4 separate regions of the Mus musculus genome follow, and all the other regions are linked to region 4. Evidence: chromatin loops called from intact Hi-C (ENCODE). Cell type or tissue: heart. All regions are shown on one strand. Region 1 holds the start of Lncpint (long non-protein coding RNA, Trp53 induced transcript). Region 2 holds the start of LOC115490343 (a long non-coding RNA gene). Region 3 holds the start of Mkln1 (muskelin 1, intracellular mediator containing kelch motifs). Region 4 overlaps 2210408F21Rik (RIKEN cDNA 2210408F21 gene).

Evidence for each region. A loop is a pair of places that touch in the nucleus more often than their neighbours do. Peaks named below come from ENCODE experiments on the same cell type or tissue, not always from the same donor. Only the 100,000 strongest peaks of a DNase experiment are listed, where the experiment ranks them.
Region 1: a loop joins it to region 4, with 4 times the contacts of the local background. A loop is called at or near these places in 12 of 42 quality-filtered maps.
Region 2: it touches region 4 in a loop (1.9-fold over the local background); 7 of 42 quality-filtered maps call a loop at or near these places.
Region 3: it touches region 4 in a loop (2.5-fold over the local background); 6 of 42 quality-filtered maps call a loop at or near these places.

What each region holds. Positions count from the first base shown.
Region 1 is chr6:31,212,950-31,220,949 of GRCm38, reverse strand. Lncpint (long non-protein coding RNA, Trp53 induced transcript) reads left to right here and starts at 2,476. Exons shown (of 4, transcript NR_110471.1): 1 at 2,476-2,876. It overlaps 2210408F21Rik (RIKEN cDNA 2210408F21 gene), which reads right to left and starts at 599. Exons shown (of 6, transcript NR_040262.1): 1 at 431-599. In heart, CTCF peaks have their summits at 4,424 and 7,514; DNase peaks (open chromatin) are centred at 589, 2,529, 4,109, 4,419 and 3 weaker places; H3K4me3 peaks cover 4,380 bases; H3K27ac peaks cover 3,257 bases; H3K27me3 peaks cover 4,431 bases.
Region 2 is chr6:31,366,012-31,374,011 of GRCm38, reverse strand. Mkln1os (muskelin 1, intracellular mediator containing kelch motifs, opposite strand) reads left to right here. Exons shown (of 3, transcript NR_040300.1): 3 at 6,420-7,127. LOC115490343 (a long non-coding RNA gene) reads right to left here and starts at 5,208. Exons shown (of 2, transcript XR_003956274.1): 1 at 1,518-5,208. In heart, CTCF peaks have their summits at 455 (motif pointing right), 3,917 (motif pointing right) and 5,274 (motif pointing left); DNase peaks (open chromatin) are centred at 1,171, 2,661, 3,081 and 3,391; H3K27ac peaks cover 1,547 bases.
Region 3 is chr6:31,395,121-31,403,120 of GRCm38, reverse strand. It overlaps Mkln1 (muskelin 1, intracellular mediator containing kelch motifs), which reads right to left and starts at 4,293. Exons shown (of 18, transcript NM_013791.2): 1 at 4,167-4,293. The coding sequence starts at 4,264. Mkln1os (muskelin 1, intracellular mediator containing kelch motifs, opposite strand) reads left to right here and starts at 4,348. Exons shown (of 3, transcript NR_040300.1): 1 at 4,348-4,506; 2 at 7,327-7,423. In heart, a CTCF peak has its summit at 4,323; DNase peaks (open chromatin) are centred at 3,330 and 4,320; H3K4me3 peaks cover 2,413 bases; H3K27ac peaks cover 2,286 bases.
Region 4 is chr6:31,318,240-31,326,239 of GRCm38, reverse strand. The region is part of intron 2 of 2210408F21Rik (RIKEN cDNA 2210408F21 gene); the gene reads right to left. Among named protein-coding and RNA genes, the nearest start is that of Mkln1os, 77 kb to the left of the region's middle. In heart, CTCF peaks have their summits at 4,097 and 7,447; DNase peaks (open chromatin) are centred at 4,139, 4,969 and 7,529; H3K4me3 peaks cover 666 bases; H3K27ac peaks cover 526 bases.

The DNA.
Region 1 (8,000 bases), 110 kb after region 4:
GCCAAGAGCGTTATTTTTGTGGCTAAAGTGGGGTTGGGCCAGTTTCCCAGCCTTTCCCCTAGATTTGAAGAAGACAACCCAGAAAGTCCAGAAAGGCTAGAGGAACCTGGGGTGTGTTGGCCTTTTCATTTCAAGGGTGTCCTACAGCGCCAGGGCTGCTGGGATTAAGTTCCTGCAACCGTGAATCATTGCCTTTAGATGGGTCCTGAGTTCGGGATCTACAACTCCACCCACCGTGTGGCTAAGGACAACTGTCATTAGGCAAATAGTTCTTGCTGCTACTGGCAGACCAACTCTTCTATAGCCTGGGCTCCTATTAGTCGGACACTTGACTCCTTGGGGCTCGGGTAGCTCCTAGCGGTCCCGCCGTCCCACCTAACCCCCCTGCGCGCTCCCTTCCCAAGGCGACCACCTGCGCCTCCCCACTTACCCTCTGCCCCGCGGGGAGGGCCCCTCAGGGTAGCAGAACCCTCCCTGCTCCCAGGCGGCTCAGGGGGAGCTCGGTGTTTGCCTCCAGCCCTTCGCTACCGAGGATCAGGTTCCTCCCCTCCTCCCCCTCCAGCTCCGGCCGCCGCCGCCGCCTCCTTCTTGCATGACACAGCAGAACCGCAGCTGCAGCAGCAAGTCCAAACCATCCGCCCAGGAAGCGCCGCAACCAGGGCTTGGGAGGAGCGGATGGGGCAAGGCAGGGGTCTAACCCAGGGGTAGTCTTGGACCCACTTTCCACCATAAACTCCCTCTTTGCCCAGGGCAAGCCGACAAAATGTGGTTCAAGCTGACCAGGCCGAGCCGTGGAGGAATGCTGGGGTTCGCCCGCAGAAGGGATGGGACCAGAGAGGAGGGGTAAAGGAGACCCCAGTAAAGGGCAGGCCATTTCAGGTGAAGAAAGGTAAGAGGAATCTGTGAAGTCAAGGGCCAGGCTGTGGAGGAGATTAAAGGAGGTCAAAGAGAGGTAAGGGGGTAAGGTTGCTGAGAAGAGAACCAGCTGCTTCTTCCTGCTGCTGCTGCTGCTGGTGGTGGTGGGGTTAAGTATTTGGGAAGGCCTGAGCTGGGTACATAAGCAAAGAGCCTGAGCTGGGCGGTCCAGGCAAAAGAGGGTTAAAAGGATGAAAGAATTAGACTTGAGGTTAGAAGGCCATAAGGATGGGTGTTAGAATTAGAGGGAGACCTAATGCATTCATAAGTGATGGAGAGAGACGGATAATCAAGGCCAGGCCGGAATGTTGGTCCTCTCCCATCCCACTCCTCAGTTACTGAGTTAGTGTTTTCTTATCCTTTTTCCACAATTCTGCCAACCCCGTTTTCCTTATAAAGACGGAAAAGTGTGAACCAACAGAAAAATAGCAATTTAATCATAGATTTTACTTATAGGATGTTTTTCCATGGTACATAAAAATGTAGAGACAGAGAATTGCGATTCGAAGTAGACCCCCCCCCCCACACACCTTGCACACACATACATTGCAAGTCATTAAGACTAAGGACTTCAAACTTAGTTTCCATACATCACTAGACACGAATAAGCCTTTAAACGCTAATACTTAAGTTAAATGCTAGCAGTGGGGACAGAATTGGTGGTTTGGAATATCAGGAAAATGCACGTTTGCGCTCTGTCCACACACACGCATATATATGTATATATAATTTCTAGTGTGTAGCATGCACAGTATGATTAAGGGATAAGCATGTTTCCCTGATCATCTTATTTCCAACCAAGCACGCATTTTATGGCAGTCATCTTGTCACCATTTGGAAGAATGTGGTCAGAAAAGTAGTGCCCAAACTGCCACTTTGGTTTTGTCTGTACCTTACAGGTCATGGCTTCATACCTCACTTCCTGACACAAACAAGTTTTTACTGTTGTCAGCAACAAAGCCCTAATATAGCCGCGGAAGAGAAAAACTGCCTTGCATTTTGCCTCTTGAGAGCATCATCAACAGTTACCGGAGGAATGTAATTCCAGAAAGCTCCGAAACTGGTAGTGATGGTAATTATGGACCAAATGCCCGGTTCTGGTTGTTATTTTCTGGGCATTTCTGTTCTACCAACGATCTGCGAGTGAGCTCACTGAGAGGGCAAATCTGGCTTTTCTTTTTGACTTTGTAAAATTTAATCAGGCCTGATAGGGAACTCACAGCTCTTGGGGGAAAATAAAGTAGGAACCACGAAATGTCATTTTAACAGAGCGTGGGCTTGGTGACTGCAGGAAAGGATTTAAGGACGCTCCTGTTCCGCTTGCTGTGTAATGAGCACTGGCTCCACGCACGCACCGACGCCATAGCTCCCGGATGCAGTGGCTCCCTTATCTGGGCTTTCGCAGCGCCACAAGCCCCTTCGGGATGCTTCGAGGGGCTCCTGGTGGGTGGTGGTACAAATGCTGCCGCCGCCGCCGCCGGCGGTCCTGCTGCTGTTGTTGCTGCTGCAGTCACGTGGGAGCCCCTTTAAGTTTCCATAGAGAGGCCTCTCCGGTGTCACATGATGGACATGATATAATGAAACAACATTGTGGAGAGGAAAGCATTAGGGGAGCCCACGGCTACAAAACAAGTGAGAAGAGGTGGGAGAAAGAGAAACTACGCCACCTCCTCTGCAGCCGAGCGCACGCAGCAGCCTGGCGTGACAAGTGGGCGACGCCAGGGACAGAGAGTGGGGGTCCTCCGCCCGCTCCGGGGACCCTGTCGCCCACCGTGGTGCGCTGAGCAACTTTTAGCCGGCAGCCCCGCACCTGTCTCAGAGTCCCCATCGCTCCCCACCAACCATCATGGGAAAATTCTAGAAGAATACGCTCTCGGAATCTACGTGCGCATCATTTTCCTCCTCACTCCAGAGGAAGGAACCAGAAAAGAGAGCAAAGCGGTGTAGTGTTCAGCCTCAAGGTAAGTTCTTTAGGGTGGGGAAAACGGGTCCAGCAGGACTTGGGGACAGGATTTGGTGCTCAACTCCCACCTTGGGGGTGGAAAAAGCGTCCCCGCACTCTCGGTGAGGCAGATGGGTTGGCGCGTCATCTGTGCTATTTTCCCGGTGGACTCTCTTGACGTCCACCCTCGCAGTCCCCGGGGCCCCCTTACGGTCCCCCACAAGGGGCCTGAGGCAGCGGGCCAGGATGCTCGGCGGGTGAGCGAAGGAAGGTAGGGTTGCTGCGTGAAACGGGCATGTCGGAGCTATTTCGCCATGTTTGTGTTGCTAAGAGCACTTTTTTTTCCCCTTTGCGGTGGCTTGATGCCACATGGCTCCTCCGGAGCTGCTGCCGGGTTGAGAGCGAGTGGTTTTTTTTTTTTTTTTCAATGTCCGCATTCCAGCTAATGTTGCGCAGATAAAATTCAAACTTGAGGTAAACAGACGAAGAGGAGGAGGAGGAGGGGAGGGACCGGCGGGGGGGGGTTGGGGGGGGGGAGGGAGGACTGTTTCCATTTCGAGATCCCACCTCTTCACTCAGAGGAGACCAACATCCCGAACCTAGAGGCAACTCATGCATGGCTCCCACGCCCCCCCACCTCGGCCGTCAACAAGAAGTAAGGGCTGGGGGCGAGCGGTTGGGAGGGACGCGACGTTTTGGTTCTAGGGGGAAGGTGGGGGGAGAGGCAGCCCCTGGGAAGCCGGAGCTTTGACTTCGGCTATTATTTTGGCGGAGGGAAGCAGGATGCGTCCTCTTGCTCTGGAGATGGGGGGTTGTATGTCCCCCCTCTCTATCACTACCTAATCGTGTTGCCTCACTCCCCCCCACCACAGGTTGCCCCCACAGGCGGGATGGGTGGGGCTTTGAGGTTCCAGAAGGCAGGTTACCTAGCAGGTGTGTAGGGTGGGCATTTGGATTTGGTAAGTCGCTTGGATTTGGTAGGAGACCATGGGGGAGGCAAAGCGAGTGCGTAGGTAGAGCTAAGTCTAACGCTTATGTATGGGGGGGGTTGCTTTTAAAACCAAGAGAAAAATCAAGACAGGTCCCCCCCCCCCAATATGTCTGTTTCAGCTCGCAGCGAAGCTGCTGCGTGAGTGTCGAGGACGAGGGCGAGCTTCGTCATGTGGCACACACTGTAGGCTTCTGACAGCTTGGAGCTATCTACCCCCTCCCGCGCGCGCCCGGGGCGGAAGGTGTGGGTTGGGTGGTCCGAGGCGGGTGACGTCCGAGGCGGGGTGGGGACAAGACTCCGGAGCGCCTGGGTCCGCAGCCACGGCTTGCTCGGCACGGCGTGTCAGGGAGGAGGCGGCCACGTGAGGGGTCCGCGGCAGCTCGCGAGCTGAAGGCTGGGGGCGAAGTGCGTAGCAAGAGTCGTGACGGGGGTGACACGCAGCCGCCGTGGCCCTTTGCTCACTGCCCACGCAGAGCCGCGCCGCGGGTGGGTGCGCACTCACGCGCCCGCTCCCGGGAGACCGTTTCCGGCTCAGGGCTCGAGCCCGGGCGGTAAACAGGGTGGTGCCCTCTGCCCTCCCGCCCCCGGCCGGGCGGAGGCGCGCGATCGTGGCGGACGAGCTGCGGTGGCGAGAGCGCGCGCGAGCGGGCGAGCGCGCGTCCCCGCCCGTCCCGCCTCCTCTGTTTTTGTTTTGATGGAGCCCGCGTGCAGCTGGCGCGTGTCGAGTCACGTGCCGCGGCCGCGAGGTGGCTGGGCGCCGGCGACCGGGACACGGGGGAGGGTCGCAGACCCTGAACAGTTCGAAAACTACCGCGAGGTACAGTCTTGTGGGGCTGGTCGCAGTTGTTCCCCTGGAGCAGTATTTGGGTTCGTCGTCACAGCATCCCTGCCAGTCGGCTGTCCCCCCCACCCCATCCCCTCCGGGCCGGAGACTCAACAGAGGGATCGAGCAGACCGTCCTCCCAGGTGTGTTATGTTATATCAGTGGACACAGAAGTACCTACATCTAGCTCTTCATCCAGGCTGCACGGTGTAATCAACCCCAGAGCTTTAGAATTAATCCCGATACCCACTCTCATAGCTAGGGAACTGAAATCCAAATAGAGTCTGGACTGAGGGCCATTTTCTTCACCTCCTTCTTCTCCAGTAATTGTGACGCAGTAAGAATAAAAACTGATAGGTAGCCAGCTTGGTAGGCTAGATGTTGAGTCATCTGTATTTACGCATCGAAGAATGAAAAATAGCCCCAATAGTTAACATGTCGGTCTCTCACTAAATGGGGCCTCTATGTGCCAGACAGGATGACTGCGCAAACATGGCGACAACCTGGAGGAGTAACAGTTTTTACTTTTGGGGGAATGGAAGTACAGGAGGTTCTGGCAGAGGTGGAGCTTGAGGACTCCCTGACGGGAGCTCATGGGAGCAGGCCCCAGAGTTCATATTTGAAACCATTACTCCGGGTTGCTTGAGAGACCTTTCACCTTTGCGAACAGTTTAGGAATAGTGCATACTAGCCCGAGGGCCCGAATTTCTGTACATGGATTTCTGTTGTTACAGCTTTATCTGGAAAGGTTCCCTTGTTTGAAAGGAGAACCACCTTTTGGTAAATTCACTAGTGCCTTCAGGCTACTGATTCTAGTATTTACTGTGGGGGGGGGGGATTTTAGCAATTTGAAGTTAACAGGTGGATCCCCTCATACATAGTATCTTCATGCTCGTTGTCATTTAACATACGTGTAAACTGAAGAAGAGTCCAGAGGGTGCGTCTGTGTTCCATCTATGCTCAATAAGTAAGGACGACATGATGGGCCATAGTTTGGATGTGGACAAAGTGCCCCCATTGGGTACAGTGTCTGAGAAGTTCTGTCGTGAAAATTTTGGAGGAAGCACACACACTGGATTATAGAAGCTTTGCCTTTTTTTTTTTTTTTAAACAAACGTCCCTTATTCCTCCTTGGTTTTGTTTCTCATGTGATCTTGATGGGAACCTTAAGATGTGGGGGTTCCGGTACTTGTTTGGAAAATGTGGTTGTTGATACCTTCGGGTGATACCAAATAACACATTAAACTCAAGTTTCTCTCCAGAGTTCTAATTCTAACAATCTTGTGACTATTTGCATTATCATTGTTGTCTTCTGTGGCCTAAAGAGCTCTGAATATGCATACTAATGACTGCCACCAAATAGCATTCGCTGCACAGTGGGCACAGGTAAGTATATTTGAGACCAGGGTTTAAAGGTTAGTGTTCACATTCCTTGCAGTTTGGTGAGCCGACGATCTTGAAGACCCACCCAGGCCAGCACATCATAAATGTGAACGTTGCTGGTCTGGAATAATTAATTGTCCAGCCACATGCTGTGCTCTTCCCGTCGATCCTGGTGCCCTCACCACAAGTGACACCTTTTTCTTAAGCATTGTCAGGCTGTTTAGGTACTGGTGGGCTCAACTTTCCTAATGCTGCGACACCTTAATATAGTTCCTCATGCTGTGACCCCTAACCATAAAATTATTTTCATTTCTATGGCATAACTGTAATTTTGCTGTTATGAAATGCAATATGTGTCTATGTTTATCAATGGTTTTAGCCTACCCCTGTGAAAGGGTGATCCCCAAAAGGGTTGAGGTCCCCAGGTTAAGAACCGAGGGCTTGGGGGGTTCTCGAATAGCTCTGTTAAGATGGCCTTTCTGCTTCTTGGTTACCTCCTCTTCTTGAAGAACTTGTTCTTAAAAACCTTATTTATATATGTGGTGTTTGGTCTGCATATGCACATCTGCACACCAGAAGAGAGCATCAGATCCCATGGGGCTGTAGTTAAAGACAGTTGTTAGCTACCATGTAGGTGCTGGGAATTGAACTCAGGGCCTCGGGAAGAGTTGCTGGTGCTCTTAACTGCTGAGCCATCTCTCCAGCCCCACCTTTTTAAAAAATGTCCTGTAGCCTTTCGCACATCCTTGGCTCATTTTGTCAGACACAGATCATCATACTGTATTTGTCACAAAAAACCAAACCAAACCAAAACAACTGCTCTTCAACGTTAGGAATGATTTAAAAAAGTAAAAAGTATATCAGTGGTACACACCAGCACTAAGTTCTTTCCATTGGTCACCATTGAATTCTCTTTGCCTCCCTCACCCACATTCATTCGGAAGCACCCTTCCCACATCTGGTCCGAGTGGTAAGGTGAAGAGCACACACCCTTTGGTGAGAGATACAGATTATGGCCCCACTAATGCTTGTTTGCGAAACAATAACAACCAATGTTTTTCATTTGTTTTCCAGTTCTTTTTTTTTTTTTTTTTTTTTTTGGCTGAGTGGATACTGCGTTTTCTTACTGATAACACACTGGGCAAGTAGCTCCCTCCCGTTGCCACTTCCCCCTTATTTGGAAAGAAATGATGGGCATTACCAGCGGCTGTGCTTTTTTTTTTAAAGCACAAATGCTTGGTCAGATATCATTACACTGTAATTTTCAGATGGGGTATACAGAGCTACGTGAGAGCCCCTCAGCCCTGTGAGGCTTTCTGAGATGAAGATGAGATTTTTTTTTTAATCTTTTGATTTGCAGTATGTTACGAGATTGGGGACCTCAAGCCTCTTCATGTTAAAAGGTGGCTTGTGTGACGCAGAAACTGAAGTTGGAGTTGCTGCAAATGTGGGTAGATAGCCACTAGTGGCTCCTTAAGGGACAGCATGGAGGGCTTGCTTCTCTTAGAGTCTAAACATGGAACAAGCAGACATTGGAGCGAAGGCAGTGTACCTTTAAAAGAGAAGTCTTGTTGATTCTAGGGCATTGGCACGAGTGCTTCTCATTTCTAGATCCTAGGTACTTGCTGGTGACACTTTTTTTTTTCTGACCTGAATGAGGCCTTCAGCTAGAGAACATCTGTGTTATTACATAAGCTGGTCTTATACTGTATGTGGTCTCATGGTCTCCCTTTCAGGAGCAGAGTGAAGAAGTTGAGGATAGCTATAATGATGAGTAATTATTTACAAATGGAGGGGAGTAATTGGAGCATAAACCAAACGACTGCCTCACAAGCTGAATAAGGTGGTGTTTTGTTTTGTGTTTTAGTGTGCTGTAAGGAGACAGGCAGGATGTATCTTGCTGACGGATACGTCTCCGGTGCTTAGCACAGTGCTTCGCATCAGAA
Region 2 (8,000 bases), 48 kb before region 4:
CATGTTTAAAAACCTTTAGTAACTTCTCATCCTTCTAAATCTACTCTTTGATGATGCTGGGACAATAACTGTTGACCCAGCTGGGCCCCTTTAAGGGACAGGGTGTGAAATAAAACTAGAGGGCATCAGCACTGAACTAAATGGCACATGGAAGGCCGGGAATGGTGGCACACGCCTTTAATCCCAGCACTTGGGAGGCAGAGGCAGGCGAATTTCTGAGTTCAAGGTCAGCCTGGTCTACAGAGTGAGTTCCAGCACAGCCAGGACTATACAGAGAAACCCTCGAAAAACCAAATAAATAAATAAATAAATAAATAAATAAATAAATAAATGGCACATGGAAGATGACAGCCACGGTCAACGGTGGCAGACACCAGGGCGGCAGCAGATGGCATGGGTGGAAGAATGAAATAAAATATAAAATAAAATAAGAAGCACCATGGAGCAAGGCCAGCAGAGGTAAGAGTCATGACAGCAAGACACCAGCAGGATATAGAAACAGCACTTCATGCTGTTTCAGCATAGCTTGTGGTCCCCTGAGTTTAGCTCTGTTGAAACAATGGCATTGCCTCTTGAGATTTTTATCAGCCCAGATCATGGCAGGAACCTGAAGTCATAATCAACTGAGGCTTTGAAAATCAGGTGGTTAGGACATATCTACAGGGCATAGGCAGAGTTATGGGTAGTTAGGGTGCTAGGCACTAGCAGAATCGTGTTAGTAGAAGCCAGGGATGAAGAGAAAAGGGAACAGAGTCCCAGAAAGAACAGGAAGTATGGCAGAACATGGCTATCACTGCTAGTGATCATGAGAGCACCCTGCTAAAGACGGGAGCCTCACTGCCTCTTCCTCCTCCTCTCTGAGATTTACTAATGTCTCCCATTCGAAAGCCCAAGGGTTAGCCAGAGGACAAAGGAAGCCAGGTGACATAGCATGGGGGTAACAGATTATCAACTACAGCCCAGGGCAGAGAAGAATATAGTCTTCCCTGTCCCCTAGTAAATGTGCACAGCCTGATTCCAGAACCCAATGGTACTTACTGCATTCCATGGCAAAAGTCGTGATTTCAGTTGAGGGTCATGAGAGGGGAGGCTTAGCCCACAATCTGGGTGGGACCTTAGTTCAGTCACACACATTCCTACAGGGAGTAGCAGGGGGAGGTTTACAACGTTGGAGGAGTCCATGTGACCACAGAAACAGATTAGACTGGAGTGGCCAGGAACCAAAGAAAGCCTGAGGCTATCACTAACTGGAAGAAACAGGAGACCGATTATCCCTGCCCCCTCCAAGCCTCAAGAGACTTTGACCCTGCCCAAACCTTCATTTTAGACTGGTGGCCTCTAGAACTGGAAGAAAAATAAAATTCTGTTGTTTTAAGTCAGCCAGTTTGTGCTAATTTGTTACAGCAGTCACAAGAAACCAACAGAGGCCAAATGGACACCAAACAGCACAGAATCTATCCACCTCAAACGGCACAGTGATGGCCACACTCCTGCTGGCTGGACACTCTTTGACCTACCTTTTATATTCCATTTGGAAGTTCTGCTGGGACCATTCACACACCTCACATCACGGCTCCCAAATCACAGCTGCCTTCATGTGCAAATGTCTTTTCTTTCAGAGAGGAGGATAACCTTCTTCAGAGCCGTCTCTCACACCTTGGGAACCCTCAACACTCCTCACATACTTCTTTAAGCAGAGTGATTGGTAAATGAAAAGGAAAACTTCCAATTGCCCATCTGTAAATGGAAAATAACAACCACTAACTTGCCTCTCGGAGGTAATGGTGGCAATGTTTCCTGAAAACAGTTCCTGTACCTGTAGCAGAAGTGATCTATCTGAAACACATTCCTACTAGAACAATTCCTTAGGAAAGAAATTACATTTCATTTTAGCAAACCCTGTATTCTACATTGAACTGAAACGGCCAGCATTTCACCCTAAGGAAGAAGAGGCCAGGGCTAATTGAGAAACAGAGGCAGGGATAGAGGGGGTATGCAATGGTAGACTACTTGTTTAGTGTGTTTGAATTCCTGAGTGTGGACAGGAATACCTGTCCACAGCACTGAAAAAAAAATCAGCAAGCACGCAGTCAAACAGACAAAATAAACACTTGAGACAGAAATACAAGTGCCAAGAAACCTTGACTCATATGATAAACACCTATTAAGGAACTATGATGCTAAAATACAGTCTATAGATGCTGAGGAAAAGCAATAAGGCATAATCCCAAATAAGCAATTATAACAAAATATGATGTTATATATGCTTGTGTGCATGTGTGTGTATACATTTGTGTGTATATGTATATGTATGCAGAAGGATGTCGGGGGTCTTCCTCAATCCCTTTCCACCATGTAGTACTGAAAAGGAGGGAGGGAGAGAGAGAAAGAGAGAGACAGAGAGACAGACAGACAGACAGAGAGAGGAGAGAGAGGGTCTAGAGAAAGGAGGGGGGTCTTCCTGAGACCCCCCCTCCACAGCTCCAATGTATGCCTTTTGTAAGAGTGAAGTGCTAGGGGATCAGAAAGAAGGGAATGGCTGACTCTAGAGACAGGAGTCTCACTCCCAAGGAGCCACTTTGAAGCTAGTGTTTTAGGATTTCACCAGGCAGAGGCAAAGTCTGGAACATTCCAAGACCAAAAGAAACAAGGGCTTGTGCAGCTGCCAGCGAACCACACCCTACTCAGTCCTATTGTATCCGCAAAGGTCTATTTTTACCGCTGTCCTCACAGCCACTTTTTAAGACAAAAGGAGAATGTGGACTAAGTCCCTTCTTTGCAATCTGGTATTTTATAGATCAAAGAAAGGAGACTCTGAAGAGGGAATGTGAAGGATGACTTCTGGTGAATCCAGAATTCTTCCAAGGAGTAGAAACTCGGGCTCTTCCCTTTCCTGGTTTCTTGAAGATTGAAGAGAGGCTGCCTTAGTGTGGCAGTAGCCAGTCCTTCCGAGCTCAGAAGGAAACAGGGGGAATGAGGACATCTCAAGCAGAGTCATTGCTTTGTGACAAACGCGCCTTGGCCAGGATGGAGGGCCCGGCTGCTTCCCCTCTGCTGACCTTTAGATCTCTCTACCGACAGCAGGCACCACCCAGCCTCTCTTCCAGTTGAGTCCTGCTAGGCCTCTGAGACCAGAGCTCGCTGCTTGTGAGTGGGAGGGAAAAACCTCTCGGGAAAGCAGCCAGGACAGAAGAAAGGTCAGCAGACACAGGGGGCGCTGGGGTCTCTGACCTCTCTGTGGAGCATCCATAGGGAAGTGGGAAACTAGAACCCCAACCTCCAGGTCCGCATCCCTGGTCTTTGTTTTCCCAGGAAGCTTCTACCTTGTAGACCCTGCCAGAAGGCCCGCGGCATTTTCATGAAGCAGCAATAACAAGGACAGAGCGTTCTAGCCTGCCGGAGCCTGCTGGCTGGTCACTCTTTCCACTGCCTTTTGTTTTCACGCATCGTTCCTCTCACTTGCGTCTCAGATTCCTCTGGGCTTTGAAAAAGCCACACAGTGACACCGCCCAGCAGGCTGCCAGGCGGCTCTAAAGGGTACCCTGTCCTAAGCATCGAGAAAGGGACCAACCACCTCCTGTCAGTGTAACTGGCAAAGGTAGGGCTTTAAGTTCCACCCTATGGACTGGCAAATCACATCCTGCTGTCTTTCAAATGCATCTCCAGTGCTGGGTGGGTGTGGTGGTCCATAATTCTAGCTCTTGAATGGCTGAGGCAGGAGGATTGCAATTTCTATATCACCTTGTCTCAAAAACAAAACAAAACCAACAACAAAACAAACAAAACCCCAACCAAACAAAAATATGTATCTGCAAGGTTTGCAGACCTTTCTTGATGATCTAAGCACAGCCAACATAGATGTGTCTGTAGGCAGTTCAGTATGAACTCTCTCATGGTTCATGTGCTAGCACTTGGTGCCAGCTGGTGGCGCTGTTTTGGAAGATTGTCAAACTGTGTGGCAGGAGCTATAACTGGCAGAGGTGAGTCTTTGAGGGTGGAGTTTTGAAGGTTAAAACCCAGCCCCCTTTCCTATTAAGCTCTCTGCTTCCTGGCCAGCCAGAATGTGAATAATCTGCCAAAGCCCAACCAACAGCAATGCCACGGTCTCCCTTCCATAACGGGCCATAGTGCCTGAAACCATGAACCAGCGTAAATCTCCCCTCCCTTAAACGGACACTGTCAGGCATGTAGTCACAGTGACATACAGTTAACTAACACCCACGTGTCAATGCGTTAGGCTGTTGTACATACACACATGTGGGGGAGAGAGGATCTCCACCCATCAAACATCTGAAACCTGTTTCCAATTTTCCTCTTAAGCTATGCTATTAGAATCTATGAGAGCCCCAGGTAGATGTTTATTTCCTAATAATTACATGTATTCATGTAGCGGATGTGGGCCTTAGCACAGGTGTGGTGATTAGAGGACAACATGAGGAAGTCTTCTCTCACTGTGTGGGTCTGGGACATGGAACTCAGGGTGTCAGGCTCACCAGCAAGGTTCTTTGCCCACTAAGCAATCTCTCCAGCCTGATGACTTTACAGACTTGGTGGCATTGGTTCTCAGCGTGGAGCAAGAGACACTCTCATAAATCATTGATGAGAGAGGGGGAAAAATATGGTTAAGCTACTACTGTGCAGAATAGCCTCTAAAGCAACCTGGTAAAGTCAAAGGTACATATCAATTTGGGGCAATTTCCATCCTAATCTATACCCCAGACAGACTCCCATATGTGTCTCAGGAGACATACTCAAGGATGTGGGTGGCACGAAGAACTGAAATCTAAAAAAAAAAAAAAACAAACAAAAATAACCACCACCACCAAAACTATTGACATAATGAATTTCTACTTCTGGGAGCCTAGAGTGGAAAACAGTCATACAGCAGGATAGTATTATTTTGGTACTCCATGGTATAATATTAACATGTTCTTAAGAACAGATTAGTTCTATTAGTGTCACATGCATAAATCTCAAAGGCATCATGGTGAGAAAAGGGGCTGTAGAAAAATATGTATACTGCTTATATGCATGCTTAACACTGCAAGCTAATATTCTGTGTAGTTAAAAGTATCTTTAAAAGATCAGTTACTTCTGGAAAAGCTGAGATGCAAACGACTTTGGAAACCAGATACTTAGTTTATTTAAAAAACATTAAGAGCTGAAGAGATGGCTCAGCACTTAAGAGCTCTGGCTGCTCTTCCAGAAGACCTGGGTTCAACTCCCAGCAACCACAAGGTGGCTCACAACCATCTATAATGGGATCTGATGCCCTCTTCTGGCATTCAGGTATATTCAAATAGAGCACTCAAGATTCATAAGTAAATCAATTTTTAAAAAATTTAAAAGGTCAGGAGTTGGGGCACACACCTTTCATCATAGCATTTGGGAAGCAGAAGCAAGCAGATTTCTGTCCAAAAACAAAAACAAAAAACCCTCATAAATCCTGGATAATGGATATATATCCTGCAAGTGACTCAGAGAAACATGGCCAGAATAGCAAAAGGTTCTTATACAGTTCATAAACTTCTTACTTATGAACAATAAGCATCTGTTTTATGTAGTGGCCATCTCCATAAACATGTACACCAACGAACCCTGTTAGAAATGTGTGCTTTCAATAGTGGAGAAGCCATAGAGGTTCACTCACGATGCCCTCCAGGTGCCCTTGTGACCTTCTGGACGCGAGACTATCCTGAAAAGAATCAGAGGTACAGTGGGGTGAGGATCGATGCCGAGCCACATGTGGATATAATTATAACCATACCCCAGAAATTCCCAACTCGGGCAGAAAATGAGATCAAAATGCTAATGCAGTTGTCCTTCTGTGACCCAGCACCTGGGAGCATGACACAGCAGCTCTGCAACGGGAGACTGGCATCTAGATTTTAAAGGGCTTTCCAAGAAATTCTGATGACCAGCCAGGTTTGAGAAACAGCAGCCATCTCTGGTTATATTCTACCAGTTTTCAAAGAAATTGGGCAGGTGCAAGTAGAGCGAGGAAACAAGAGGAGAAAAAGGAGGCAGACAGGAAGGAAGGCGCGCAGGCGGGGAGCAAGCCTTTGACTCTTCCCCTCCCCCTCCAGGCTTCTCCATCCCTGAAGCGTCTTTTCAGAATTCCAACTTTCTGTAACATGCATTTAGCAGTTACCAACTTCCTTGTTTGCTCCTAACATGACTTCCGCGTATCCGTAAGTTTAACCTATGTCATAAGCATCTTAGAACAGCCTTGCTTTTTCTTTAGTGTCTAACACAGTGCCTCAGGGAGGAAGCAGTAACGAACCATAATTAATAACACATCAAGTTCAGAAGTGTGTTAAGGTAAAAAAATAAGTGCGTAATATTGACTGTGTTTTTATAAGCTGACAATGACATCCAATGCAGCTCCTATCAAAATCTCAACATCTTTTCTTTTGCAGAGCTTGACTGGCTGGTTATAAAAGTCACATGGAAAGCCCAGAAGAGGCAACACAACCATGAAAAAGATCGAAGGTGGAAGACAAGTATTTCCCAGCTTCAAAACCTACAGTAATCTTCCTACGGAGACCAGCAAAGAATTGATGGTATAGGAATAAACCACATATTACGGTCAACTCCAGACAAGGCACCAAAGGAAACTTGATAGGAGAGAAAGAACTATGTTCGTTGTTGTTTGGCTTTGGTGCTGGGGTTTGAACCTCATGTGTGCTGAGTAAGCACCCTACTACTGAGCTACATCCTTGTCCCTCGGTTTTCACATTTTATTTGGACATGGGGCCTTACTAAATTATCGGTGCTGACTTTGAACTCATTCTGTAGCTTGGGTTGGCCTTGAACTTGCAGTGCTCCAGCCTCAGCCTCCCAATTAGCTGGGATTACAGGACTTGTAGCATAGGCCCAGCTAAAAATACCCTATTCAAAAAATGGTGCTGGGCCAGCCAAGTATCTATGTGCAAAAGAGTGAAGTTGACTCTCTTCAGCACCGTACTCCTCCCACCTCATCCAGGTGGATACAGTGTATGTGTATGGAGATGTCACAGTGAAACTCATTGTTTTGTACTCTAATTTAAAAATTCATAAAATACCAAGTCAAGATGAATCACTGACCTAAATGTAATAATTAAAACTACATTTCTTTTTTTTTTCTATTTTTTTTTAATACAGTGTCTTACTGTGTAGCCTAGCTGATTTGGAACTGTTATATAGAACAGATTGGCTCTGAACTTATGGCGATCCTCCTGCCTCTGCCTTCTGACTGCTAAGATTATGGTGTATGCTATAATACTTGGCAAAAAAAGAAAACCCTTAAAATTCTTCTGGAATGGAGATATAGCTCAGTGGTAGACCACGTGTCTAGGATGTGGGAAGGCCTGTGCTCAATCCACACGCAGATAAATAAATATCTCCCTAGAGGGAACAGAGGTGCAAGGGAATCTAAGCTATATCACCAAAACAAAAGTGTCAAAATTAACACTAATTGTTTTAAAAGATTTATTTATTTATTTTATGTATGTGAGTACACTGTCACTGTCTTCAGACACACCAGAGGAGGGCATTGAATCCCATTACAGATGGTTGTGAGCCACCATGTGGTTGCTGGGAACTGAATTCAGGACTTCTGGAAGAACAGTCAGTGCTCTTAACCACTGAGCCATCTCTCTAGCCTGACCAATTGGGTTTTAAATGTAAAAGCTTTTCTGTTTCACGGGCCAGTGAGACAGCTCAGTTGACCTCACTTCAGTCTTCAGAACCCAGAGTGGACAAAGAAACCTGATTCCCAAAAGTTGTCCTCTGGTCTCCATATGTGCACCATGGTGTACTCCACATGTATACTTAATAATAATAATAATAATAATAATAATAATAATAATAATAATAATAATAATAATAATGTTTGTGTTTCAAAGGACACCATCAAGAAAATAAAAGGGCAGGCTGATATCCATGGGAGGACTCCCCTTTTCTGAGGAGAAAGGGAGCACTGACTGGAGGATGAGGGGTGGGAGATGGGAGAAAGGAAC
Region 3 (8,000 bases), 77 kb before region 4:
CTTTCAAAGGCCCAATTTACTAGAATGATAAAGCTGTAAGTCTGTATACATCTAGTAATGACTTCAAAACATACAGTTCTTAAAGAACTAAAAGGAAAAATTCAGATTCATAACCACAGAATTACCGAGGTACACCTCTCTGTTATAAAAGAGAGAGAGAGAGAGAGAAAGAAAGAAAATATTAACAACCAATAAAACCAGGGATGTAGCTCAATGAAAGAGGACTTGCCTAGCACACACAGGGACAAGTGATGCTGGTTAGCTGGAGCTAAGAAATTAGCGGTGATTAAGAAAAGACCAGCATCAGTGAGTGAAATCTTCTGGGAAGTAATTTCTGAGAGAACAAAGAAGCTGTGTTCCAGAGACAGCCAAGGAAGAATCTCATGTTGGTGGCCAGACTGTGTAAGAGTCACCCTAGACCCTAGATTGAAGACATGAAGGGGTCATGAGAGCAGCTGAGGCTTGGCACCATGAAGAGAGCCTATGAGAGGCTAGTTGTTAAAGTGTAGTCTAGTTGCAGCAAGACCCCAGCAGTTTTGGAGATGCCAGTACCATGGGATGTCCACCAAGATCAACAAGAGCAATGGAGCGGAGGTAGATGAGCCTAGAAGCCAAGCTGTGTGCTACAGAGTGCAGAGCTGGAGAAGTGACCCAAGCAAATCCTGTCTGTAAGCACAGAGCAGCCATATCACACAGTGAAGCAGCTCACGGAGCTTGTGAAGGGAAGTCAGAAAGCCCGGGACCAGAGTCCTCTCTCCAATGCTCTTAGACCCCAGACCTAAACTAGTTAACCTCTCTAAATCTTCCATTCCCTAGCTGTAAAATATAATATCACACTCATACTGGAGTTGGGGCGAATACTAAACATATCTAATTGCACAGAACAATCTGAGAACAGAAGACACTTAATAATTGCTTGTTATTGGTGGAGTTGTTTTAAAATAAGAACGTGTAAGAGGCCCCTGGAAAGCTGTATGCTGTGGGCAAGTCCATACATATTGACCTCAGCTTCCTCAGCTGCAGAACATAGGAAGCTCACTGCACACTGAGCTTAAGAATAAAAACACTATATGAACAAAGCAGCTCAGGAACACCAAACACCCAACAAACTATCACCAGCATCGCTATAACCTACAACAATAAACAGTCAAGAATACAGATCAATGATTTATAAAATGGTTTTACATGTAGTATGTTATCATATCATGTGTCACTTACATGTACCTCTCTTAATTCCAAAATTAGGAATACATTTCAGAAGAAAAAGTAAAATAAAGGAAGATCCATTTAAACACACTGAAAAATAAAAGGCCAATGTGTTAGCATTAAACTTAAAAAAAAAAGTGTGATCTTTAACTAGACCTGTTTTAACATTTTAAGGTCCAAATAGTTTTTTTTGCATTAGAAAAAAAATAGAAGTCCTAGAAAGAAATCTGAGATTGAAATCCTTTTCATGACTTCATGGGGGTGGGAGGGAGGGTTCTAGCCATATGTAGTATATATGCACCTATGTGTACAGAGATAACTGTGTTTGTGCACCCGAGAGGCCAGAGGAGGACCCAGGGTAGCCTACTCTATCACTCTCTGCCTTGTTCCTTTTCTCGCTGAACCTAGAAGCTGGTACCCAGTTAGCCCCAGGGATCCTCCCGTCTCTACCCCACCAAGAGCAATGGGGTCACAAGTGCACCATACAAGACTGAAGACTGTCTATGTTAGCATTTGAACTCAGGTCCTCAAGCTTGTTCACAAACTCTCTCCAGCCGGTATGTGTCTATAAACAACTTAACACAAGCGCCTTTAACAGAATCCCCTCTAATCTCTACAAACCCTCAGACAAAAGCAGTCAAGAAAGCACACTGGGTGGAGAACTGTGGAGCAGGTCCTCTGGATTCAGCTCTGTCCTCACCTAGGTGGATGACCAGAGGCAAATTTGAACCTCTCATCCCTGTTTGCTCATCTGGAAAATGGAGATCTGAGGTCACAGGTGACAACACAGATCTCACAGCCCAGGCTGGCCTTACTTTACTATGTCGCCCAGGATGCCTTACACTTGTCATTCTCCTGCTTCTGCTTCCTAAGGGCTTGCATTACAGGCATCTCCATCCAGGCCCAACACCATGCCCAGTTTTTTGGGATTCTTTAGAAGACTGTTAAGGTTTAAATGAGCTAAAACACTTGAAGTATTCATAAAGATTAGCATGTGAAAGGCATAAGTAATTGCCATTTTTTGTAATTATTACCATCACCCCAAAATGCCTAGATTTCTATCAATAAATATTTGTTCTTTGCTGAACAATTTCAACAAATAGCTGGCTAGACCTTAAAAAAAAATCACACCTGCTTGAGACATTTCATAATACCTTCCACTGTTTCACCCCATTAGAGGTCATTTTAGGGGGCGGGGAAACCAATCTCTTTCTTAAACTTCCTGTCATACAAAGACGTATACTTGCTAACCTAAGTTCAGAACCAAGAATTTTACAACTAAGGCAGACACACACCAGCCTGCCTAACAAAGTTCTCAAACCCAAGCTTCCTAATGCTCATCTGCACTCCTTCACTCCGGACTGCTTAACTCTAAAGGGCTTTAAAATTAAAACTATACTATATGTTTGAAATGTCTTTGTGGTTAAACAAGATACACTAAGTGCAAGTACTAAGTGCAAATAAACTGTTTTCTCTGTGGCCTTAAGGAAGCTATAGCAATGGCTTCTTCCAGCTGCAGTCCAACTGGAACAGCAGGTGCTGTCCCCACTCCAAACTGGAGGCTGACTAAAACCACTATCCCACCAGATCAAGACTCCTTTTAGAAATGCCTCTCTCCTTAACATGCCCATACAACAGGTAATGCAACTGGGATTTGGGCTATCCCAGTCTCATGCCTACACCAGAAGGTAAAGCGATGGCAGACAACCTAAAGTGTAAGTTATCTAACCAAAGACCTGGGGGTGGAAAAAGTCATTCGAGGTAGTTAGTGACACACCACCAACTCTCTAACCTAGACACAAAAAAAAATGTTATCTTCAGATTCAAAGGAGTCAGTCAAAACAAACAACCTTAAAAAGGCCTCCAAAACAAACAACCACACACACACCTCCAAAAGAAAAAACTACCAAAAAAAAACAAAAACAAAAAACAAAAAAACAGAGGTTTACAGAATGAACAGCCACAAGTCCACTTCAAATGAAGGTCGGTGCTTATCCAGCTCACCCTCAAATTAAAAGCTGGGTTCCAATATCAATCAGAGATGTGGCCATGTACCAGCTATCAACAGGCCACAACCGGCCAGATCAGACCACAGGTCAGCCTTCATTGGGCGGGAGCTACAAGGCTTCAGTGCCAACCCTTGACCTGGTGACTAGGAGGAGGGCAGGTGGGCAGTCCGCGGAGGCTGACTCTTCACCCGCAGCTTCAACTTCCAGAGTCCTGACCGACTGGACTCGAGAAATCCAATCTGAACAAACGGGAGGAATTTTAAAAATACGAATGGAACACACTCCCTGTTCAGGACACTCCGGAGATGTAGCAATTTTATTCGAATAGCAACGGAAAACTGCACCCGTTCCTCGTTGTGTTCCTAAGGCCATTTCTGCTGACTTGGTGGTGCCCTCGGGCAAGCCGCACGCCCCCAGACCTGCCCTCCTTCCCTATCTTTTTCAGAACTTCCAGCCCCCCCCCCCGTCCAAAAAAAGCCAAGACACCCCTCTGCCAGTCCTCCAAGTTCTCGCCAGGGTGCGGATGGACTCCCCAACTTCTCTCGCCACTCGTGCAGAGCTAAGCACTTTTACTGCGGGCTCAGGAACTCCGGCGCTGTCCGAGCCGTCCGGGAAGGACCGGGCCCCCGTCGTCGCCCTGACCACCTCCGACGGCGGGGGAGGCTCGCCCGCGGCCCGGGCCCGGAGCCCCGCTCCGCTCCGCCTCACCTCCCGCTGCGCAAGCCCGCCTCGCCGCCGCCACCCGGAGCTCGCTCCCGGGCCCTCAGCCCGGCCTCGGCCCGCCAGGCCGGAGCACTCGGCCGCCGCACTGAGAAGCTCCGGAGGCCGCGCGTTCCCCGTCACAGGCCCCGCCTGGGCCTCTCTCGGCTCCGCTCCCCACACCGCACGCTCTGGCGGGCCGCGCTCTCACCGAGCGGCTCCGACAGCTCGAGCGCGGGGCCCCGCACTTACTCGGGAAGGTAGGTGGAGGAGAAGGAGCTCCACTTATGCAGCGCGTAGGGCAGAAGCCGGCACTCCGGCGCCACAGCAACAGCCCCGCCAGCCGCCATCTTGTCAGCACCGTAGCGGCCACCACCGAGCGCCAGCCCCGCCAGGAGGAGGGCGGGGACGGGGCCTGCTCTTAAAGGGGCCGCGCCGGGAACCCGACCGCGCAGGGCCGGCACTGGCTGCTTGGAGGCCGCTTCCTCGGGTTTCCCACGCTGTCCTTTCCTAGCTGACCCTCCCAGGGAGGCTTTCCTTTCCTGTGAGGCTGGCAGAGGAGTGGCACAGAGGACTTTTCATACAAGCTCAGGTAAAGACAAAGCCAAGGACATTTTGAAAAAAAAAAAAAAAAGAAAGAAACGTCTCCTAGAATAGGAAGGGAAAATTCGATGAGCTTGGGAAGGGAATATCTTTCCATCTTTCCTACTTTGGAAACCACTGCTCTAGCCTGTTTATAAATCCTCTCCGGAAACAGAGGTGAGGAGAATTGAAGTGCAATAATAACGTATGGCCTTTGTCTCTGCAGTTGACCTGGGGTAAAAATGTCCTTGTCACCGTGTTCAAGGGTCAGGTGGAGGCAAGATAAAGGAACAGCTAGTGTGTTCTGCTATCAGTCTGTAAACATTTCTTGTCGGCCTCTCTTACTAATATTCTGATGGCATCGTTGTACCCAGAAATGACATTCGCCCACATACCAGGAAGATGCTCAGAGTTGGAAAGTTGTGTGCCATCATTTGTCTCCGGCATTAAATCTGCTTGCTTTGAATTTTAACATAAATTTAGCCCAAATGTTTGGAAAGAGAGAGATGTTTGAGAAAAGATCGCGTCTTCTTCAGAAGGAATAATGAGTACACCCCACCCACCTCCAACATACATACTGTTCATGAAGCCTGACAGCAGGCATCATTCCAGCTTTTTATCACAAAAGGAACATCTGGCCTAAATAGGTGGCAAAGTTAGATAATGCTCCTGTCTAGTACCTGTTTGTCAGGGTTATAAATATGCCCTTGCTTACCTAGCGGCATCACCCAAAATCGTGTCACTCCCTGCCTAAGAGGTTGGACTCCTGGAAGTTTGGATTGCATCATTGTGTCAACCAGAGGATATTAAAAACTCAAGCAAAGAGTATCTCAATAAATGATCCAATAGTTTTACTCTTTTTGATTATGATCGTTAACCGGCCCATCAAATCTCTCCAATTCTTTATTGGCTTCGTTTCCATTGGTGAAATTTTAGCAGTAGCCTCTACTATGATACCACTAGCAATGTCAGCTAGACCACAAGTATACTCAGTGTTTAAGACTTTGTTGGGAATGAGTATGAGCCCTGAGGTAATGACCCCTGAGGTATTGACCCCTGAGGTAATGACCCCTGAGGTAATGACCCCTGAGGTAATGCTCTAACCCCACTGACTTCAGTTAGATAACTGCCTACCATGGAGGAAGTTAGTTACAGAGAAATTATCTTGGAGGGAAAGATTGTCTTCTAAAAGGGAGAAGATAAGATGGGGATTCACTCCAGTTAGAGGACCCACAATTTGCTAATTCCTCTTCTTTTTGGATCTTAGTAAGTCATTGTTGTTGTTGTTGTTATTGTTGTTGTTGTTTTTCTTCCAGGCAGAGAATTGTATAGTTCCTGATCAACTATATAATGTGAAAAACAGATATAAACCAATTCTTCTTATTGAGATTGTAATTCAATTACAGTATTTCTCCCATCCCTTTCCTTCCTCCAAACCTTCTATATAGCTGTCCCTACTATTCAAATTTATGGCCCCTTTTTCATTAATTGTTATTGCATATATGTACTTGTATATAAATATTTATTCTCCAGTATAACCGGTTGAGTCCGTATAATGTTACCTGAGTTACGTTTTCAGGTGTGACTGTTTGGCACTGGACATTGGCATGACCATTGGCATGACCTCCTCCTTCCCTGGGGAGGCCACTCTCCAGCTCCCAGCTTTACTCGGTGCTTCTCCTCACCTCACCCGCCATGCAGCTTTAAACCAACTCTTCTCAAGTGTTAGACTTTCCTGCAGTTGTTTGTTTGTTTGAGAGGGGAGAGCTGTCATGGTTGTTGTTTTCAAGACAGAATCTTACTTCGTAAACCTAACTGGCCTCGAATTTGCAGAGTACTTCTTACCTCTGCTTCTCTTGAGGACGGGGGTCACCATGCTCAGCTCCTCTGTGGCTTTCTCTTCCCTTCCATTATCAATGGCTTACCAGTGAGCTCTTCAATGAGTGTTCAGCCTCTCTCCTTTTCCTGCTTCCCTACACATGCGTGCGCGAACACACACACACCCTTCCGCACCAGCACTCTATTCCATGACACTAACCACGCATTCCAAATTGCTACTTCCGTGGTGCATATCCTCTCTGCCCTCAAGACATGGTCTCTTCCTAGCCTGGAACACCTCCCACCCCACATTCTACCCTGCTTGTTTTTCAGATCATTTTATCTCAGGAGATCTTACCCCATCACCTACGTTATGGTCACTTGACACTTTCTTCATTTCCCTTAACCCCCGGACTCCCCTCCCTTAGTTTAACAATCACCACACTGTGTTTCTAGTTCTTTTGTGTTTCTCTGTCCTGAAAAGATAACTCCCATTGTGGTAGGAGCCACGCATATCCGGTTCCCAGTCATATCTATGGTTTGTAGTCTCAATGGAGTGTAGCCTAGTACATAGTAGATGCTCAGTGAGTGCTCACTGAGGAAGAAATAAATTGTGCTGAGTTTCAGATAGAGGCTGGGGTACTACATAGGAAAACTGAGTGTCACACACTGTAAATGTCCCTAAGACATGAGCACAGTGTGAGGCCACTCACCATAAGGAGAGCACGGTTTTCTTGTGACACAAATAGGTGCTCCTGTGTTAACAGAAATACAAACAGGTGTGTTGATACTCAGCCCAAAATTTGTAGAAATGTTAAAATAAAATTGGAGACTCAGGAACCTGCAGACTCCTCAGGAGATCCCTGACAAATCAGACTTCTAGGGGTCCATCTTTACCCTCCTCCGCCTTGGAGCATGACTGTGGGTGATGGGATTGTATCCAGAGATGCACATGAGAGGCCTGGGAACAGACAGCAGCCAGACAGTCACCCTGTACCATTGTACTTCACAGAGGGGGTCTATAAAACCATCATGGAGCCGGAGGATCAACAGTGTGATGGCAGCACACAGCCCCAGTGAGCCAGTCTTCTTGTCCCCCAGAGGCCCGTGTGAGTACTTCTCCCAGAGGGTCGCTATCTTAGGGGTTTTCAGGTTTCTCTCTCTCTCTCTCCCTCCCCCCCCCCCCAGAGGAAGACTTATCAAGGAAAGCTCTGATGCCCCAGGCATTCCCGGATGCTAGGGAGACCAGGGTGAGCAGCAGAGCCAGACAAGGCTGCACTTCATAAAGCTACCATGTTCTGTTCGGCCAACACATATATAAGTCATCTAGATAGTCGTACATGCTAAAAAGAGATTAGTCTAGAGTAATTCTTAAATTGACCAGGTTCCCTAAAAAAAAAGGTAATATTTGAGCTAATGCCTATATGTGATGAGGAAGAGCCAACCACTATAAAAGACTGGTTTTGAAAAATTCCAGGCCTTTAAAGCATCATTGACTGATGCAATGCTTTAGCCAAAGAGCCCCAGCTCTCGGTGGTACACGCAGACCCTCGTTGGTTCAAAAGCCCATCCTGTTTGATCCTAATTCTTCCAAAATGAGTTGATATTTGGGAATAAATTTAATAAACTATGAGGTACTATTCAAATATCAAATGTAGCCAAGTAATAGTAATAAAGACCCTGAGA
Region 4 (8,000 bases):
TTAGATAGCTCTTCAACTACTTGACAACGCCTCCTCCTACCTCTCCCATAAAAATCCCTCTGGGCTCCAGGGTAAGTAGTCTTATGCCCTTCAACTCTTCTAAGATTGTCACCACTGGAACTCTGATCACTGCTCTGCACTCCCCTGTACACACTCGGGGCCGTCACTGTTCCCTGTTCAACCAGTACTCATGGTTCTCATCCTCTTGGAATGGACTGACCCTCCCATGGTGGGCCACCTGTCCCTCTCTAGGACTCTATACATTAATCAAAGCAGCTCACTGATTTTAACAATTCTAGATACAGCTATGTGGCCTGGAGATACATCTGAGCTTTCCATCTAACTTGCTATCTCTTCTCTCTACCACAGGAAGAAGTCCCCTGCCACCAATCTACACACCACTTCCCTATGCAGTCACTTCACCTCTCTTGTATGAAAAATGAGATGGCTGGGCCACATGATGACTGAGGTTTGTTTTTCACTCAGAAATCCTTTGTGTGCAGAACAGGAGATTCTGGGAGAATGCACAGGCTCTCATGTAGGATCTCTCACCCCTGTAGCAATGGGAGTGTAAATCTCCCTAGAAACAACAACCTTGGCAAACAACATGAAAAACGAAAGGTAGGCTTTCTCAGCCTCAGCCGTATTAAACCGCTACCCACTGACGTCTGGATACTGCGATCTGTCAGACGTATACACTAGAGACAATGGACCACTGGTATAAAGTCAGGAAGAACACAGCACCTGCTAACAGTGATGAAGCACAGGAGAAACTGGGGTGTGGCTCTTAGAAAGGTAGTTCTGGGGAATATACTGCCCACACTTTTGAAACTCAAGGAATAACGAGCATATAGTGGGATTTCAAACTACTGAAAGCTTAGATGGGTGCATCACCAATTTCTTCTTCTCATTTTACACATGGCATAAGCATACCCACTTCCAAAGACCCTCAACTACTGGGTCAAAAGTGCTGTTTGCTGGGGGCATGAGATCATGTCTGTATATCTCTTGCCCTTGGACATGTTCTTATAAAGCAGACATCTTGCTTGCTTTTAGCTGATTAATTTTTCTTGCTGGCTGTTTCTGCTGGCTAGCCCTCCCCACCACCGCACCCACTCTTCTGAGGCTAGGTCCACTTCCCACCTCAGAACACGATTCTGCACATTATTATTTGACCTCCTTTGAAAAGCTCATTGCCAGCTTTCTAACCTGATCTGGGCACATTCCCCATCGGGGCCTGCATTTCCTGTGGATGATGAGTTGGTTTCCTAGGTGACAGAGGAAAGGAATAGACCTGTTAGCTTGTGGCTTCTGACTCACTCTCTGCAATGGACGTCACAGCATCCTGGCTGAATAAGTGGATGCTGATAATAAGCTTGAGCTGAAGGTAGCAGCGGGGCCCTAGTGGTTAAGACAATGGAGCGGTACCGGCTTGCCCTCCCACAAGGCAAGCCAACAGATCCCATACACTCTGGATCTGAAGGAACAAACAGCAAATGCCAGGCCTCTGAGCCCAGTCCTTTATAAATTCACAGTGGAATTCTGTTCTGCAATGATCTCTGTACCGTTTGCTTTTCTGGGACATGGAAGAGACAGGATTCTCTAACGAAATGGCCCATGAAGGCCAAAAGGAGAGGTAGCAACAAACCAAATACTCAAATTCAGTTTACTGAGATGACAGCTGTCTTTATATTTTTCACAGTTGTTCCCAAAGGGGTAAATAAACCCACAATGGCCCAATCAGTCACTAGAGACCACAATGAAAAATGACAGATTCATCTTCAGAAAAGTTAGAGTTCATGAAACTTAGAGACAAGGACACATGCACACACACACACACACACACACACACACACACAAGCTTACATTTTAACTCCTTTTTCTGTCAACTCATCCCAACAGTGCACAAGTCAATGAAATCTGTGTGGAACCAAAAACCTGAAGCGTTCCTTTGTTCTTCAAGTCCCAGTCAGAACAGGCTCAATGGATTCTTAAAATTCTTGAATCCCTTAGATGACCAGCAAAGCTAAAGTTCCTTACAGGCGATAAAGCATCTTGTTTTTTCTCAGGGGCCTTGAGGGGTACTTTAAATAGCACGAGCAAGCATCTGAATGAATTAGACAGCAAATGTAGGTTAGCTTTATTTAGACAAATAAAGAAGCAGAGAAAGTTGTCTGGTTCAAGGGCAGTGCAGCCTGACATGACAGCATTTCTCAGAGGAGGGGAAGCTGCTTTGGGAGAGAGAGGTATTTTGGGCAAAGAGCAAAGTTCCTTTGTAATCTCTGGGGACAGAGATGCTACACTCTTCAGCACACAAGAGCAAGATTTAAGAATGGTCAGCTAGTCACTGAAGGGAAGAGCTATAGATTTGCAATGTAAAATGGGGCATAGCATGTCTGAGTTCACCTTTTCCTGTTCCTAGGGGACATCACCAGAAAAAGATAAGTTTCTTGGAACATAAGCTGGGCCAGGGAGCACCTTCAGCCTCTGGGAAGCAAGGCTTCAGATCTGCAGCAATGGCCCCTAGTTCCCACACGGGGTTAGTTACAGTCTCCCTGGGAGACCAAAACATGATGCTGCTCGAGTCTGTTCTGCAGAATGGCATGCTATGTGCACACATCCTATGCACATCTTCCTGCATATTTTAATCCTCTTTAGATACCCTGTAATACCTCACATCATATCAAAGTCGTATAACTGTTGTGATGCTAGACTTTCCAGAAATACTCAGAAAATAATTCATGAATGTTCAGGATAAACGCAACACCTCCCCACCGCCCCCCACTGATGCCACCGCCACCAATATCTTGTTGGTGGTTGAATCCGAGGATTAAGGATCCATGGATACTGTGGACCAAGTAAACATCCAGATGGAGGGCCTCTGGAGATACATAAGCAATGGCGTGGGGACATTCATGCATTCACAATAAGTAAGTGCTTGAGGAAACAAGTCAATAAATAGGCTTGGATTTTTCCTGTGCCTTTCCTCTTCACCCTTTTCTCTCTGAGATTATTCTCTGGTATGGTTGCTCCTTTATACATGTGTTACGGAAGGTAGTAGCTTTAGGAAATAAAAAGTTAGCATTCTGGTTGTGTTGTCTGTGCCAGGATGTTTAAGTCATCTTCCCTCGAGTCTCTGCTGCTTTCGTCTCAGTCCGCAAAAGTCAAATGTGCTTTACAGCTCAGTAGCTACCCCCAGTAGTAATTTTAAAATGGAAGAGACATTAGATTCACTTATTTGTATCAATTATAATTCTAAATAACTAATAATTTTGAGAAAACCAATTTCTTCTCCAGACACTTATGAAAAAAAAAATCTTGGAAAAAAAAATCCTAGCAAACAAACAAACTCTAAACCAAACGTTTAGCAACTTAGTTTACTTTTTAGTTTATTAGTTTAAGTTATTCATGGATGTGGGGCAAGAGCACTGTACAAGAGAGCACTTGAGGCCGTGGAGGACTGAGGCAGTGGAGCCTCTGATGCGGGTGTTGCAGATGGTTGTGCTGCATCCTGTGGGTGCTGGGGAGGGTCCTTGACGGGAACAGCACTTAGGTAACCACTGCTAAACCACTGCCGTTTCTCCAGCCAGTGATTTTTGCTTGTTTGTTTGTTTGTTTTCTTTTTCTTGTTCTGCTCTTTAGAGAACACAGGTTCAGTTCCCAGGACCTACTTGGTCTTACAACAGTCTATAACTCCATTTCCAGGGGCTCAACACCCTCTTCTGGTTTCTGAGGGCACCAGGTACACACATCCATAGTGTATGTAAATTCACACAGGCAAAGCGCTTATATACATAAGATAAAAACCAACCAAACAAACACCATCAAACGTATCACTTCTGGAAACCATGAATCTTTACAGACTGCCAAAGTCGTGTCACAGTGAAGGTGACATAACCCTGTTATGTTACGCTCCAAGTTGGGTATCCACACATACTTTTTCATTCCATGCATTTCTTCTTTTAATAGCTATCAATGGAACACCCTCCACATGCAGAGAAAACAAGGGTCCCTTAGAACTCGCCTTCGTCCTCACTGTCCGCTCTTTTCTGCCTGCTTGGCTCCTCTCCACCCTGTCCACCCAAACGCCTCTCCAGTTACTCCTGCTGGTCCTACAGCACAGGCTAAAAATGTATCCAGCGGGGAAGTACTGTTTGCACCGTAGCCAAAGTCCACTTAACTCACCTCCTTTCGCTGCCAAAATCTCAACATCCTTTTAACTCTTTGAGACCCTGGCAAATGGGCGAATCATCAGAGGCCACTCCGGTTCTAGGATCGTGACAGACTGCTAATAGGTAGGACTATATTTCTGAAGTAACATACTCAGAAGGCTTTTCTGAGGCCCAGATATCAAGTATATTCAAAAGCTATCTCAACCTTTTACAAGACTGTCTTACCTAAAGTCAATTCCTAGAACATTGTCACATGTGCAGTTACCAGAATCTAATCAGAAGGAAACTTAACTATTCACTTCCTTTTAGTAAAGAGACTAACATTTTTACTTGAACCAAAATGATGAATGTAGTGACACACGTGGGAGTGGGGTCTCTCTCTTGCTCTGATGTCATCAGTCACATTACTATAGTTAGCATATGTGTGTTAGAACTTCTCAGTGTGTGCTAATAATGAGGTTCGGTGATGCAATTTCATAACCTGTTTTTAATATTTCTAAGTTCTGCAGAATAAAACATTTACATAGAGGGACAGAGCTAAGTTGTAATCAGTTGCTGATACAAAAACAAACAAAATATTGTGTACGTAACTGTTAAACTAATGACGATCTCCCATCTCTGTCCTTCTGTGGTCTTCATGCTTGCTCGGCCAAATATGATTTCAGTAATTTCATGTCACTATAAAGAAGAAAGAATTGTAACAGTGTGTGCCCCGGCAAAGTCAGACTCACACTTTTTATTTTTGTTTTGTGACATTTGTGTCTCTTCAGCATGGCCCTGGCAGTCTTCCTCTCATGATGCAACTTCCTGCCCTGTTTTTGTTTTGGCCAGGGAATGTTTCAGGCTCCCCTTCTCGAAACAGTTTGCCTGTGAGGTGCCTAGCTGCCACTTTGTTTTTTGTAGCTCCATTTCTGCTCTCTGTGGCAACCTCTACACAAAAATATCTAGTATGCCATCCAAATGCACACTCACTCATAGGCTCTCAAACACACACAGACACAGACACACACACACTCACACACAGACACACACACAGACACACACCACACACACACACACACCACACACACACACACACACACACCACACACAGCCTAGACTCTGCCATCCTCACCCTGGGACTCACACCACTCCAGCTGCTTGTTGGCTCTGTGGAAGAAAGCAGTGGCTTCTAATGTCAGTTCTAATGTCAGAGTGGGTGCTAGGAAAGCTATAAACACTTAGGGATCTTGGGCCAAGAAGAAGCTGGCCACACAGGTTAGAGATGATAGAGATAAAGGCTTCAAGCTGTCTGTCAGGAGAAGAACAGAAGAAACTGGACTTGGGTTCCTTCACCTGGAGAGCTATTGTCTATCTCCTGACAGACATGCACTGGCTCCCCAAGGCTCAGCTCACCCCTCTTTGGAACTTTGCCTAAGACACCACTGTCTCTGACTCGGCCTCCTGCAGTCCTGGCTTAGACATTTTCTCTTCCTTCTGCCAACAAGTTGTTAGATTGAAATGTTTAGAAGCACAGACATTGGCTGTTTCCACTTTAACCTTAGTAGCCGCTACACAGTGAGTGTCAACGTGTACTCAAAGCATGAGCAGGATCTGTGTCCCCCTCTCATGAGAAAAAGTGACTGACTTTGGTGAAGGAGAGAGACAGGGGTATCCTCATTGGCATCCCTTCTAAGATAGACAGAGAGGAGCTGATCTCACACCAGGGGCTAAAGGTAAGAGCAAATTAGCAACACATAGAGCTGACTGGTGCCTGAGCATCCTCACCCATGTCTTCTAGTGACTAATAAGTAAGTCCAGTGCTACCCATAAGAGTAGTCAGGCATGATGGTACACACCTTTGACCCCAGCACTGGGGAAACAGAGGCAGGCTGTGAGTTCACTATGAGTTCAAAGTCAACCTGGACTGAATATCAAGCTCAGGCCAGCCAAGGCTACACAGGTGAGACCCTGCCTCAGACAAACAAACAAACAAATAGATAGATAGAGAAATAATAAAAAATAAAAAGAGGAGTCTCTTGAAACCTTGCAAGATCCAGTCAGAAGCAGCAGTAGCTGTACAGAGGAAGGTCGCCTCAGCAAATGGAAATGCATCTGATAGCCCTTAAATCGATGGGTGAGATCCACATCTCAGAGAATAATGTTCAATATTTAAGTTCTCTGAGTATAAAGAGAAGGTAAGGGTGAGAGGGAACGGTGTCCTCCTCCTCCTCTTCTTGCTTTTTATCACATTAAAATCTCATTAACTCTCTTTACAAAGGTAAACCCTGGTCCTCATGGTGGATTTGTGGGAAGGGTTTCTGGAGGTGAGCACATGTCCCAGAGCCTGAAAACTTGGAGTGTGTGAACCTGTCATGGTAGATAGAGATGTCTTTCATGTCCTACTTCCAAGCCTTGTCCACCTACTTCTTGTAACAAGCCACCATGGCTGTGGAGATGTACTATCTTCATAGCATAATTCTGGACCAGATGGCCACCACCCTCCACACAGACCTAGATGTCCAGGCTAGCAGACTGCTTACAGAGTTTGCCAACCCACGGGTCTGGGGGACTGCTCACTTTGGCCAGGCCTTCCTGTTGGCAGTACATTAGAGCTGTAACCGGCCTTTTACAGTGGACTCTGGGGCAACAGGACTTCAAGCCTGGGATGCCAGCTCCTCACTGCGTAAAGGGCTCAGTTCTTTACTGGAAAGATCCCAGTTTAATTTGCACGGATACCATAAATGGTTTTATTGTCTTTCCTTTTCCACATGGAGAAAGTAGAGGTTGCAAGAATCAGAATTAGGAAGGAGTCCTGCTCCAAAACGACGCAGAACTAAGATTTGAACCTGTCTGTTTGATACTCCCAAGAGCTATTTCCTGTTTGCTTATTTGTCTGGATTTTTTGTTTGTTTGTTACAAGCATGTGTCACCAAAGCCCAACTCCAAGAGCTTTTAAGAGACAGACAGCTTTTTAGCAGGACTGGAAAACAAAGACTGAATGTTGGTCAAGGAGTGTAGCTCAGTGGTGTGATACTTAGCATGTGTAAGGTCCTGAGTTGGATCTCCAGTCCCCTAAAAGATTGGATATTATTTGGACACTGTGGGTCACATCTGACACTGGACAGTGTGGGAGGGATGGGAAATGATCCTTCATTCAGAGGACGACTTACCAAGGTTGAGAAGTCGACACATATTTGCTGGCTGAAGGACACCATGAAACAGGGTTTGGGGAAAAGGGCTTCAAGAGGACCGGAGGAAGGGTCCACTTAGCTTGCAGGGAACCCAGGGGACACGGGGAGGCAGCTCTGAGCTGTGTCGGGAGCAAGCCCAGGTGCTGGGACGCTGCAGAGAAGGGAGTGTTATACTGCAGGGTTGGAAGGGTTCAAACCAGTTCAGCCGAGTTCAGCTTAGGGCTGGGAGAGTTGAAGGTGAAGGGGGAGGTGCGAGGGGCGGAGCCAGATCACAGAAGCTTCCGCAGAAGCGTCCGAAGTAGAAATGGGGACTTACTGGGAGGCTTTTGAGTAGAGAAGTCAAGGATCCCATTAAATCCTTGATTAAAGCACCCCCCCCCCAAGTATTGCTGAATCCATCCTGACTCCTGAACACAAAGCTCACAAAACAGAAAGATGTAGGAAGTCAGACAAAACCCTGACAAAGACACATAAGTCTGCTTACTTCTGAGGAAAGACAGCCAAGTCCAACCACCTTCCCTCTTCCTCAGCCAGGAATGGCTCCATTCTCCTAACTGGAGGTCATTCACCAAAAAACCAAAAAACAAACAACAACAACAAAAAACAAAACAAAACAAAACAAAACAAAAACCCTAGGGCAACAAATTCAATCCCT